2 separate regions of the Homo sapiens genome follow, and region 2 is linked to region 1. The links are chromatin loops, found by intact Hi-C in ENCODE. Cell type or tissue: endothelial cell of umbilical vein. All regions are shown on one strand. Each heading gives the region's core, and the rest is flanking DNA. Links, peaks and the distances in the headings are about the cores only.

What was found. A loop is a pair of places that touch in the nucleus more often than their neighbours do. Peaks named below come from ENCODE experiments on the same cell type or tissue, not always from the same donor. Only the 100,000 strongest peaks of a DNase experiment are listed, where the experiment ranks them.
Region 2: a loop joins it to region 1, with 2.7 times the contacts of the local background. A loop is called at or near these places in 1 of 110 quality-filtered maps.

Annotation. Positions count from the first base shown.
Region 1 is chr5:74,430,699-74,436,080 of GRCh38, reverse strand. All of the region lies in intron 2 of LINC01331 (long intergenic non-protein coding RNA 1331), which reads left to right. Among named protein-coding and RNA genes, the nearest start is that of LINC01331, 100 kb to the left of the region's middle. RefSeq lists an enhancer at 2,254-2,343. In endothelial cell of umbilical vein, for the core only: no CTCF peak of the experiment used is centred there; a DNase peak (open chromatin) is centred at 2,460; H3K27ac peaks cover 2,049 bases.
Region 2 is chr5:74,584,283-74,589,664 of GRCh38, reverse strand. No RefSeq gene overlaps it. Among named protein-coding and RNA genes, the nearest start is that of LINC01331, 50 kb to the right of the region's middle. In endothelial cell of umbilical vein, for the core only: no CTCF peak of the experiment used is centred there; a DNase peak (open chromatin) is centred at 2,634; H3K27ac peaks cover 2,031 bases.

The DNA of each region.
Region 1 (5,382 bases), core at 304-5,303:
CTAAACTAGGAAGACATCGAATCCCTGAATAGACCAATAACAAGTTCTGAAATTGAGGCAGTAAACAACAGCTTATCAACCAAAAAAAAGTCCAGGACCAGATGGATTCACAGTCAAATTCTACCAGAGGTACAAAGAGGGGCTGGGTATCATTCCTTCTAAAATGATTCCAAATAATAGAAAAAGAGGGACTCCTTGCAAACTCATTTTATGAGGCCAGCATTGTCCTGATACCAAAACATGGCAGAGACACAACAAAAAAAGAAAATTTCAGGCCAATATCCCTGATGAACATTGATGCGAAAATCCTCAATAAGATTCTGGCAAACCGAATCCAGCAGCACATCAAAAAGCTTATCCACCACGATCAAGTCGGCTTCACCCTGGGATGAAAGGCTGGTTCAACATACGCAAATCAATAAACGTAATTCATCACATAAACTCTTGTTTATTTCTACCTCATCTTCCTTGCTTTTTGGCATGATGAGAAGTTGTACTCATCTTACACTTTCTTCCAGGTTTGAAATCAGCTGTTTCTCTAAGTAGCCTGAATTTCCTTTAGTGGAGAAGAGTATTTAGAATACTGTGAATATCTGGGCACTAGGTGCGCTCATTGCCACTGTGATGTCATTGCTCCCAGGTCCTAGCCATGGACAGAACTATATTTATTTCTATATTTATGTATGTATATTGAAAACTATTCATTCACATCAATATCCAATTCCAATGCAACAATACACAGGGTTCATTCTAATTTTCTCCCTTTCTGTTATCCCTAAAATATCTACTTAACTGATCCATCCTCCTATATGTAACCCATCTCCCAGCTCTGTTGCTGCCCCCTACTCCTTGCAGCTCCTCTTCTATTGTAGCTGCCTGGATTCCAACACCTCATACTCCCAGCTCCTTCCTTGCTGCATTTGCACTCTGGCTTATGTCTCCCTGTGGATACCCCACTTACCTGGCTTGGGCTCCAAACCCCATGCCAGGCCACCATCCCATGTGAACCCATTTCTCACCCTGCTCAGGCTTTCTGTCAGTCATTTTCAATCTGACTCCTAGCAGATTTTTAAAAGGATCCACTTGGGTAGATACAAAATGAGTTTAAGCAACTAAACTCTGGGAAAAAAAAAAACAACCCAAGCCCAAATCTATTTAATAACATGTATTACATTTTAAAATAGGTAGATTAGAGTACTAAAATAAAGTTTGTTGATTCTCTTCTTTTCCACTTTAACCCTTTAAATTAAAACAAATACTAGGGCTTAGCTGGGATATGTAGCAGTTGGCTGATGAGGAAGGAAGTGAAGATGATGCTGCCTTCTGGGCTGGCATCTACATAGTGATTATGCAAGACTAGGGTGAAGGAGGCAATGCGGAACAAGGACAGAAGAGGCAGCCTCTTTTCTGCCTTTATTTTATGATTTTTAATCTTGACTTGAGAACCAGATGTTCTGATTAAGGAATGACTGAGGACTGGGGACATGGCCAAGGTTTCAAAAAGAGGCAATGGACAAAAGATGCTTCTGGTAGACCAGGTGACGTCAGAAAGAAAATTAATCTAATTTTATGTAAGTGAATTTCCTCCTGAACCAGGATAGCAGGAAATGTAATCTTTCAGGAAAGACAGAGTTGGAGATTTCATTTTCTACTTATCCCTTTTCCCATGCTAGAGAAACAGTTTTACTTCAAAGAAGCAGACAAGGAGGTGTTTCCTGCAGGGTGAACAGATTTGCAGAGTGGGCTGGTGCTACTCCCTTGATGAGGAACCTCTGTGTGGGGCAGCCTATCTGGGGAATTAAATTGTTCTCTGGCCCTTGCCTGCTGGGCTGCAGGGCCTCAGTGATGGGGATGGGGGGTGGGGCACTCCATAGTTCCCGTGGCTAAATGAGTGCACGTAGCAGGATTGTCCTAAGCTTTGTTTAATGGCATTTCAATGGGGGAAAATGAAGTTCCCGGAACAAAATCCCAAATTGTTCTTGCTTTATCTTCCTCCTAAATGTGTGTATTTCTGAGCCGAAAGGCAAAGGAAGTAAAACTCCACCCACCTCTTCCCCATCTGACCATGTCAGATCCCAAGTATTTGTCTGTGCTCCAATTAAAGAGACGAAGATTCTCGATTTCACCCCAGCTCTTGTCAGTACAGGGAGCTCTTAACTTTCCACACGGAAGTAGAGAAATGTAATTTTGAGGAGAAGTGCTGATTTTTATTGGGCATGACTTAACTCAAGCTGCATCCCTGTTTTTTTTTTTTTTCTTTTTAAGAATAATCACTTCAAAATGATTAATGATGCCTGAAGCCTGACCAGTCTTACTTCCTGTGGTGAAATGTGGAACTTTTGTGCATGTCTGGGTTCGTAGGAGGGTGTGCACCAAACTCTATCAAGAGATAGTTTCCCATACTGTACAAACAGTTGGGTCATTGTTCAGAAAAGCTGACTCTCTGAAGGAAACGTGCTACAGAGTGGTACCATATCCACAGCGGGGAGGGAAGGCTTTGCTTCAGTTACAGAAGGGAAGTAAACTCATTTCCTTCTTAAGGTGCCAGAACAAGAGAGTTGCTTTGTCAGCGGGTGCCTCAATCTGGCTTTTTTGTTGTTGGTGGTGGGGGTTACGAACAATGAGGATGATGTCTTTGAAAACAGGTAGGATTTTTGAAGGGTCACAATAGAGGAATAGGTAGAACAAAGAGTCACATCCTGCTGGGACGCAACCATTCTACTGGACCTCTAGGCTGATCTGGGGGAACAGACTCCTCAGGGGAGCATCCGGCCCTTCCAGCATTTCCCAGGAGCAGCCCTAGCCTGACTGCCAACCACTCTTCATTGAGGACCCAGAACTGGTCTGCAGCAAATGCATTTAGCATTTTTGTGAATCCTGTTTGGAAAAGAGCATGGATGATGCTTATTTAAGAAAGCTAAAACTAACACAGAATACTATTGATAGATTTTTTTTTTACAGGATTTTGGAAGTCTAATAATTGTGTCATGTATATGTTCTCCTACCTCCTTCCCCACTCCTCCATGCTATTCTTTGCATTAATACTCTGAGAAGGGTGATTTGGTGAAAAAGAAAAGCAGACCGTCAGCTTATCTTTTCTGGAGCTCTGAGGAAGCTCTATAGTGATCCTTCCCTTAATAAGTTGTTTTATAGAGAAGCTGAACTTTCCACTGAGGCACAGTGCATGGGATAAAAGACTGGCTTAAGAGATACAAAGTCAGAAAGGGGAAAGGGATACTAGCAGAGCTCTGAGTGCTGAGGGTGGTGCGAGAGAGTGCGTGCCTGTGAGAATGCACACGTGTGTGCAAGCCTTCTCTCTTCTGAACAAATTCATCCCAATAGGTCTCCATTTCCTCAGGACCCATAACATCACCCACTTATGGGAGGGCTATGAAGAACAATGGGTGATAGCTGCAAAGAAATATTAAGGCATGAATTATTGCTTCATGATTGTCTTCTATTAGAAAAGCCACATGTGAGACAAAACAAACAAACAATTCCTCCCCAACGCCCCCCCACCAGCATACAAAAAGTCTACACTGGCTGCTCCTGAGCTGAGCTGTTCTTAGGATACGTTGTGTAAACCAGGCTCTCAATTGCAGAACTGCATTGGCATCAACTGTGTTAGAAACCATAAGTAATTTTGGGCACACTGCCTAAGGGGTTGGAGCCAGGAGGACTGATCTTTATGTTAACAGGCAGAGCACCTGCCTGAGAAATCTGGGAACACAGGTTTTCTTCCCACGACGCCTTCTTCATGCGAATTAATCTATTAGCTGGTATGTGTGTCAGTTTATTTAGGAGCATATGTGCTGACAATTGGCTTCCGACTGTAAAATACGGTCTTGAGGGAGAAAATGATTAATTGCCTGCTTTAAAGTGTGTGTGTGTGTGTGTGTGTGTGTGTATGTGTATGTGTTTGATGACAGTCACTATTAGTATGCATGTGCCTATAAAACTAAAGGCAAACTAACGGCAAATAACCATTAAGACATTGAAATGTGTGAATAAACAAATATAAAAGAAATAGGGCTGTGAACATCTCAAATAGGTCTTTACTATCATAAACATTTTTTGGGGGGGTCTCTGCCTATATCTTACTTTTAAAATGTTATATGTGTTAGTAAACTCTTCATTCTTATCAATGTGAAAAGAATGTAGGAATGGGATTACTTGGTCCCTTGTAGAAATCCAGAGTAACAGACTAGATAATATAGTTTCCAAAATACAAAATGTAGGCCATTTATGGTTGTGAACTATTTTCCCAAATAAAGATACTGAAATAAGAAACAAAACAAAATTGCCATTGTTTCATTATAAAAAGGGCATTTTAACACAGAAAGCAGAAGTACATAGTCTCAATAAAGAGCAAAGCCTTGAGTTGAATATAAGTAATGTGATGAAAGGTCACTGCACTGTTTTTATCTTTCTCATTTTGCTGTGGATGGATATTTGGGAACCCCTCCTTTTTATTGGCACTCTGCATTAGGAATGTCATTATAGCAGTGGTGCTCAGAATTCAAGCGAAGATAAATGGGAAGAGGGATGGCCAGTTTGAAGGCCAGTTTGCCCAGGATGGAGGTATGACAACACTCAGTAAGTGTCTAAGGCACTGCTAAGTGCTTTATGCACATTGCTTCATTTAATTGCTGTCTAGTTTCCAGAAACTGGCGTAAGGATGCTGCTTTCCATTGACCAATGGTCCATCAGCCAGCTACTGAGAGCTTTTGGAGAGTGGCTGTGACTAGCACTTTTAGAAAATAACCAAATGAGGAGCTGAGAAAACAAATTATTGCTGAGACAAAGAGGGTGGATGAGATGGTGGAAGAGGAAAATGGACCAGCTCAAAACTTAAAAATAAAGCCATCAGATGCTGCAGAGGGGGAAAGGAGAGTGGGGAATGAGGAGCAGTCAGTTAGCTAAGTGATGAGGAAATAATCGAGGTCAATAAAGCAGATCCAGGGGTAGGCTGGCAACAGAAATCAGCTTGTACATGGTGCCAACTGGGTTTGGGAAGTTTGGTTAGATAGCTGTTCCAGAAGACAGCAAAGTGATCGTTTTTTCTTTTTAATTTCTTTCTTTTAATAGAAAGATTTGGACTTTCAATCACTCAACAAACATTTATTGGGTGTCTACTAGTAAGGACTGTGCTAAGTGCTGAGGATTTAGACATAAAAGGAGCAATCTCTGCTCTTAAAGAGCTCTCAGTCTGGGAACTTTTTGAGGAAGTCTGAGAGGTGAACAGACAAGGCTAATGTCATGTGTTAAAAGCTCTGGGAGAGGAAAGCCTGGGGCTCTTGCCACACAGGGCAGAGAGTATTAATGATGCAGGAATTTTTTTTGACCCCTTCATCGGACTTGCTACAGGGGTGGTCCATTTAC
Region 2 (5,382 bases), core at 162-5,161, 150 kb before region 1:
ATGAGGCAAAACTAGGCTTATGGTTCTAATGACAAAGAAAGAAAAACCAGAGTTTGCTCTACCCCTCTCTCAATTTAATGTTTAACATTCAGTGCGGTGCACAGTTTGTTGAGAAAATAAGGTACATGTTTTGTCATTCCCCTTACGGATTTCAGTCAACACATGGAGGTGTTTGAAATGATCTGCTAATCCAGTTTTCTTTCCTTGAACCATCTGGTTCAAATTCTGTCTACCTGCTTGGGGTGCACCAGTCTCGTCTGCATGTACATATAAGGAAGTCACAACTCATTAACAGTTTAGGGAAAATCCCTGTGGAAATATACAACTTTACTATTGTGGTAGGTTTCCTCTTGGGAGCAAATTAGATAGGACTTTGATATAAACCAAAGAAACTTGAGGGTTTTTGGAAGACATGAGTGGTCCTGAAAAAAACCATTAAACTAATTTAAAAGCTTTTATTTTAAATGGTAACAAAGTTGTTGCCTAAAGTTATTGCTTAACATTAACTCACTCACACCATAGCTCAGCTGTACATGGTCGAGTGCAGTGAGTGATGTACAGAATGTGGCCTTACTAATTTCATCATGGGGCCCCGACCTAATTTCAGGGATGATCATCCCAAAATAATAATTCTGTGGCAGACATTTATTATTGACCAAGCCATCAGACCTACACAATCTTCTTGTTGCCTCCATTTTACAGGCTGGAAAAGCGCAATACCCTCTTTTTCAGCCTTCCTTAAGCCAGGCATATCCACGTCACATGATTTTGGCCAAAGAATTACAAGTCAAAGCTTGCCGGAGGCTTCTGAAAAATATTTTTATTTCCTGATAAAAAGGAAAGGCAACACTGGATCTACCCTCCCCTTCTTAAGCCCAAGGAGAAAATTCAATGTAGATGTGATGTCTACAGCTGAGATAATCATCTTGTCGCTGAAACGGAAAAGCTATAGAAGTTGCAGGCATCAGTCTGCCTTTGGCAAGGTACTGAACAGAAACCAGCCTCCTTCTAGATTTCTTCCTATTTATTTAAGTCACTTTATTGGTTAATTGCAGCTGAACGCAATCCTAACTGATATAAACCCTTGAGAAAGAGCTTCCTGAGCATAATAACTTGTCAACTTTCCTTCTTCCACTGGGACACCTCCAGTGGTTGGGTTATCCATACAGTCCTGGGAAAAGGCATTTGGGCCTGAGCACTTGCTGGATGATAATGGGAGAAGTTGAATGAACAAGTCAAAGACCTCAGAAGAAAGATTAAGGATTATTCCCTGCCTCCACTATACCTATGCAAGAAGTGATCCAATTAGAATGTTCCAGTCTAACGATTTTATATGTTATGAGTGAAAATGAAAAGTCAGTTATTCATATAATGACACCCTTCTCCTCCATCACAGGCCCAGTCTCTGATTCACTGACACACTTCTCTCCCCCTACTTCTCTCTGCCTACTTCTCCAGCTGTTAGAAATCTCCTAATGAGGTCCATGCAATGGTTGATTTGCTTATTTATTTATTTGTTTGTCATAGGTGAAGCTCGATGCCAATCAACACTCACTTCCTCCTTCCCTCCTCCCCATTTTTCCTAAGCACTTTGCCTCAGCATCACAGGTCTCATCTTACAGAGTTACTTCAAAGGTGCAACATCATCATCGGAAGTTACAGTGCATGCAGATTTATAGTGTCTGACATGCTAGCTAAAAAAGAAAATCTTTGGTGATGAGGAAATAAAAAGAGAATCCTTAAGAGCAGATGCAGATGTTGTATTTCCTGATATAAAATAGGATAGAATATCTCAAAGAAATATGCTGTCATAAACATTTTTACTTTTCCTGAATGGGATTTTGTTGGGGGGAAGGAAAAAGAAAAAGTACTTCCTATTGACCTTACAGAATAGAATGGAAAATAAGGCTACAAAAATCTGACTGTGTTCATTTTGGGGTTTTCCCTAGAGGTGCACTGCTCAAGGACAAAGAATCTTTTCTAAGAGGAGGTTTTCCTCTGCCCGGAAAAAAAATCCCAAAGACAGACCCCCAATTCAGCAGGTCAAAGGTCCACTCCACCAAAACCTCCTCTGGGCCCAGAGGCGCTGCTTGGGCAGGAAATGGTAGATTTCCTCTTCAATAGGAAAACTGAGCAGGTTTGGGGAAGGGAGGCAGCTGTTTTTGACCACTCAAATTCAGAATTTAAACTGGGAGAGATAGCCTAGAGCTGAGATCCCATCCCCAGGTCTGTGGGGAAGGGTTAATGTGCTGCCTCTTTTTACAAATACCATGTTAGCCCAACTAGAAGTGCCTAGTGGGAGGCGCTGGTAACATTCTGCAGAGCTTAGTGGCCGAATGCCCTGGAGACAGTGTTCCCCAAAATGCATTTTGGTGTTGCATAAGACCTTAATAAGAACTCCATGAAAAGACATTTCCTTAGCCAAATAAATGTGGGGGAAACACTGACTTAAAGGTAAACAAGTTCCTTCACTATTGTGATCCTCTGAGTGGATCTAGTATCCAACATTCTCCAAATTTACTTGATGACAAACTTACTTTTTTTGTTTTTCTTTTTTGTGAGTAGCAAAATGCTCTTCAAACAGTAGCAAACAGTTCTGACAGACAATGAAGGGAAATGACACAGTGAGAAATCTGTTGCCAGCATCCATCTTCCCTCCCCTCCTCAATCTTCATCAGCTATGTAAGTAATAACAGCTAACTGTATTTGGTCACTTGTACCTCATATGTTCCTAACCCAGTTCTTCAGGGTAGATAGGAGTAACCATTCATTGAATATCCGAAATTTCTTGTAAAGAACATGGTCTTACCCAGAAAGAATTTGGAGGCTGACTATATTGTTCTGCCCCTACTTATTGGCAATGCAAAGTTTACCTTTTTGAAGGGGGAAAAGCTTCAGAGAATATGGTACTGTTTACACAGGCACAAGAAATTATTGGCAAAACTGCAGCTGTATTTTCCAGAGCCTCATGAATTACCCATTGCATTCATGGAGAAAGCTGATTGCTTTCCCCTTTTTGTTTGGTCTTGAAACAAAACCTTGGCTAATTCCTTTGTTGGGAGAGAAAATAATTTGAAAATGATTGTTCATTTTTTAAAAAGAAATTACTTTTTTCTTCTCCTTTTTTGCCAGCTGGGATGATTCACGGTTAAGATCTCTATTCTTTTTAATATCCCTACAATAGTACATATGCTGACAGCTAGAAAATCCACCTCCCCACCCCAGAACTTTTTTTTGAGCTCCAAACCAATTGATACAACCTATTGAACAGCCATTTCAGGATGTTCCAGAGGCCCCACAAATTGATCACTGTTCATTCAGACCCTGCTCTACTCTTTCAGCAATTTCTACCCTGACTAATTTCCATGACCCCAGCCCCAAACCTGGGAGTCATCCTTATCTTTCTCTCTCCCTGTCTGACTTTTTGCATCCAATTGTCAAGTCTACTTCAAAATAGCTCTCGAAAATGTCTCCTTGTCTCCATTTCTTTGGCTTAATTTGGTCAGTCTTTGCCTTGCTTGCCCTGAGCTAGGCATCTTCCTCACTAAGTCCCTACCTTCTCTGTATACCAACCTCCAAACCAGCCTTTCCATGTTAATTACCGGAGCAACCTTTTAAAAACAAATTAGGCCAGGCACAGTGGTTCACTCCTGTAATCCCAGCACTTTGGGAAGACGAGGTAGGATGATCATTTGGGGCCAGGAATTTGAGAGCAGCCAGGGTAATCTTGAATAGGAGCTGGGTAAAATGAGGCTGAGACCTACTGGGCTGCATTCCTAGATGGTTAAGGCATTCTGAATCACAGGATGAGATGGGAAGTCAGCACAAAATACAGATCATAAAGACCTTGCTGATAAAACAGGTTGCAGTAGAGAAGCTGGCCAAACACCACTGAAACCAAGATGGCGATGAGAGTGACCTCTGGTTGTCCTCACTGCTACACTCCCACCAGCACCACAACAGTTAGTTTACAAATGCCACGGCAACGCCAGGAAGTTACCCTATATGGTCTAGAAAGGGGAGGCATGAATAATCCACCCCTTGTTTAGCATAGCATCAAGGAATAACAATAAAAATGGGCAACCAGCAGCCCTCAGGGCTGCTCTGTCTAAGAAGTAGTCATTCTTTTATCCTTTACTTTCCTAATAAACTTGCTTTCACTTTACTCTACAGATTCATCCTGAATTCTTTCTTGTGTGAGATTCAAGAACCCTCTCTTGGTGTCTGGATTGGGACCCCTTTCCTATAACATATAGTCCCAACTACTCAGGAGACTCAGGCAGGAGGATAACTTGAGCCCAGGAGTTTGAGACTGCAGTAAGCTCTGAAAGCACCATTGCACTCCAGCCTGGGTCATGGAGCAAGACCCATCTCAAAACAAAAACAAAAACAAACACACACACACACACACACACACACACACAACAAAACAGAAACCCCAAAATTAGATTTGTTGGCTCCCTTGCTTAAAATCCTTCACCAGTTCCCTACTGCAGATGGGATAGAGTTCAGGTTTGTCTGTATAGCCTACCATCCTTCAAGATCTGATGACAACCTTTCCGTTGTCATCTCCTGTTGGCCCCCACCTCACCCTAGGCTCTACTCATGCTGGTTTCCTGGGCATTTATCAATGCTGTTGTTTCACATTGCTCTGCATGTTACCTTCTATTTCCTTTTCTTCAATCACCTTGGTTCCTTTTTTTGCCTGATGAACTTCTTTTTTTTCTTTGAGACGCTCGGCTCACTGCAACTTCTGCCTCCTGTGTTCAAGTGATTCTCCTGCCTCAGCCTCCCGAGTAGCTGGGATTACAGGCACCCACCACCACCCCTGGCTAATTTTTGTATTTTTAGTAGAGACTGGGTTTCACCATGTTAGTCAGGCTGGTCTTGAACTCCTGACCTCAAATTATCTGTCTGTCTCAGCCTCCCAAAATGCTGAGATTACAGGCGTGAGCCACCGTGCCCAGCTGCTTGATGAACTTCTATCCCATATCTGAAGCCACCATCAATTGCTTCTCTTTTGAGAGCCTTCTCCAGGCTCTTTATGCAGAAACAGCCACTCTGGTGCATTTTTGGGTCACCACTATTCCTTCATCAGAATCCTTGATTTTTACCTGGGTATACAAAAGTGTGAGAAATAATACATATTTGTTGTTTTGGCAGTGGATCATTATGTATCAAATTGATACAATCTGGCATATAGTGGTGCTTAAGAAATGTTCAGTGAATAAGCAAGTTGTTCATCCCTGAGGGTACTTTATTTTCCTGGACAAGATGATAAGATTTGGTGATTAACTGGCCTAACTTAGGAGTTGCCTAATGGAGGAGAGACCTATCGGGGGAATGCCAAAGATAAATTCTTTTCTCTTTGCCATCCTAGAA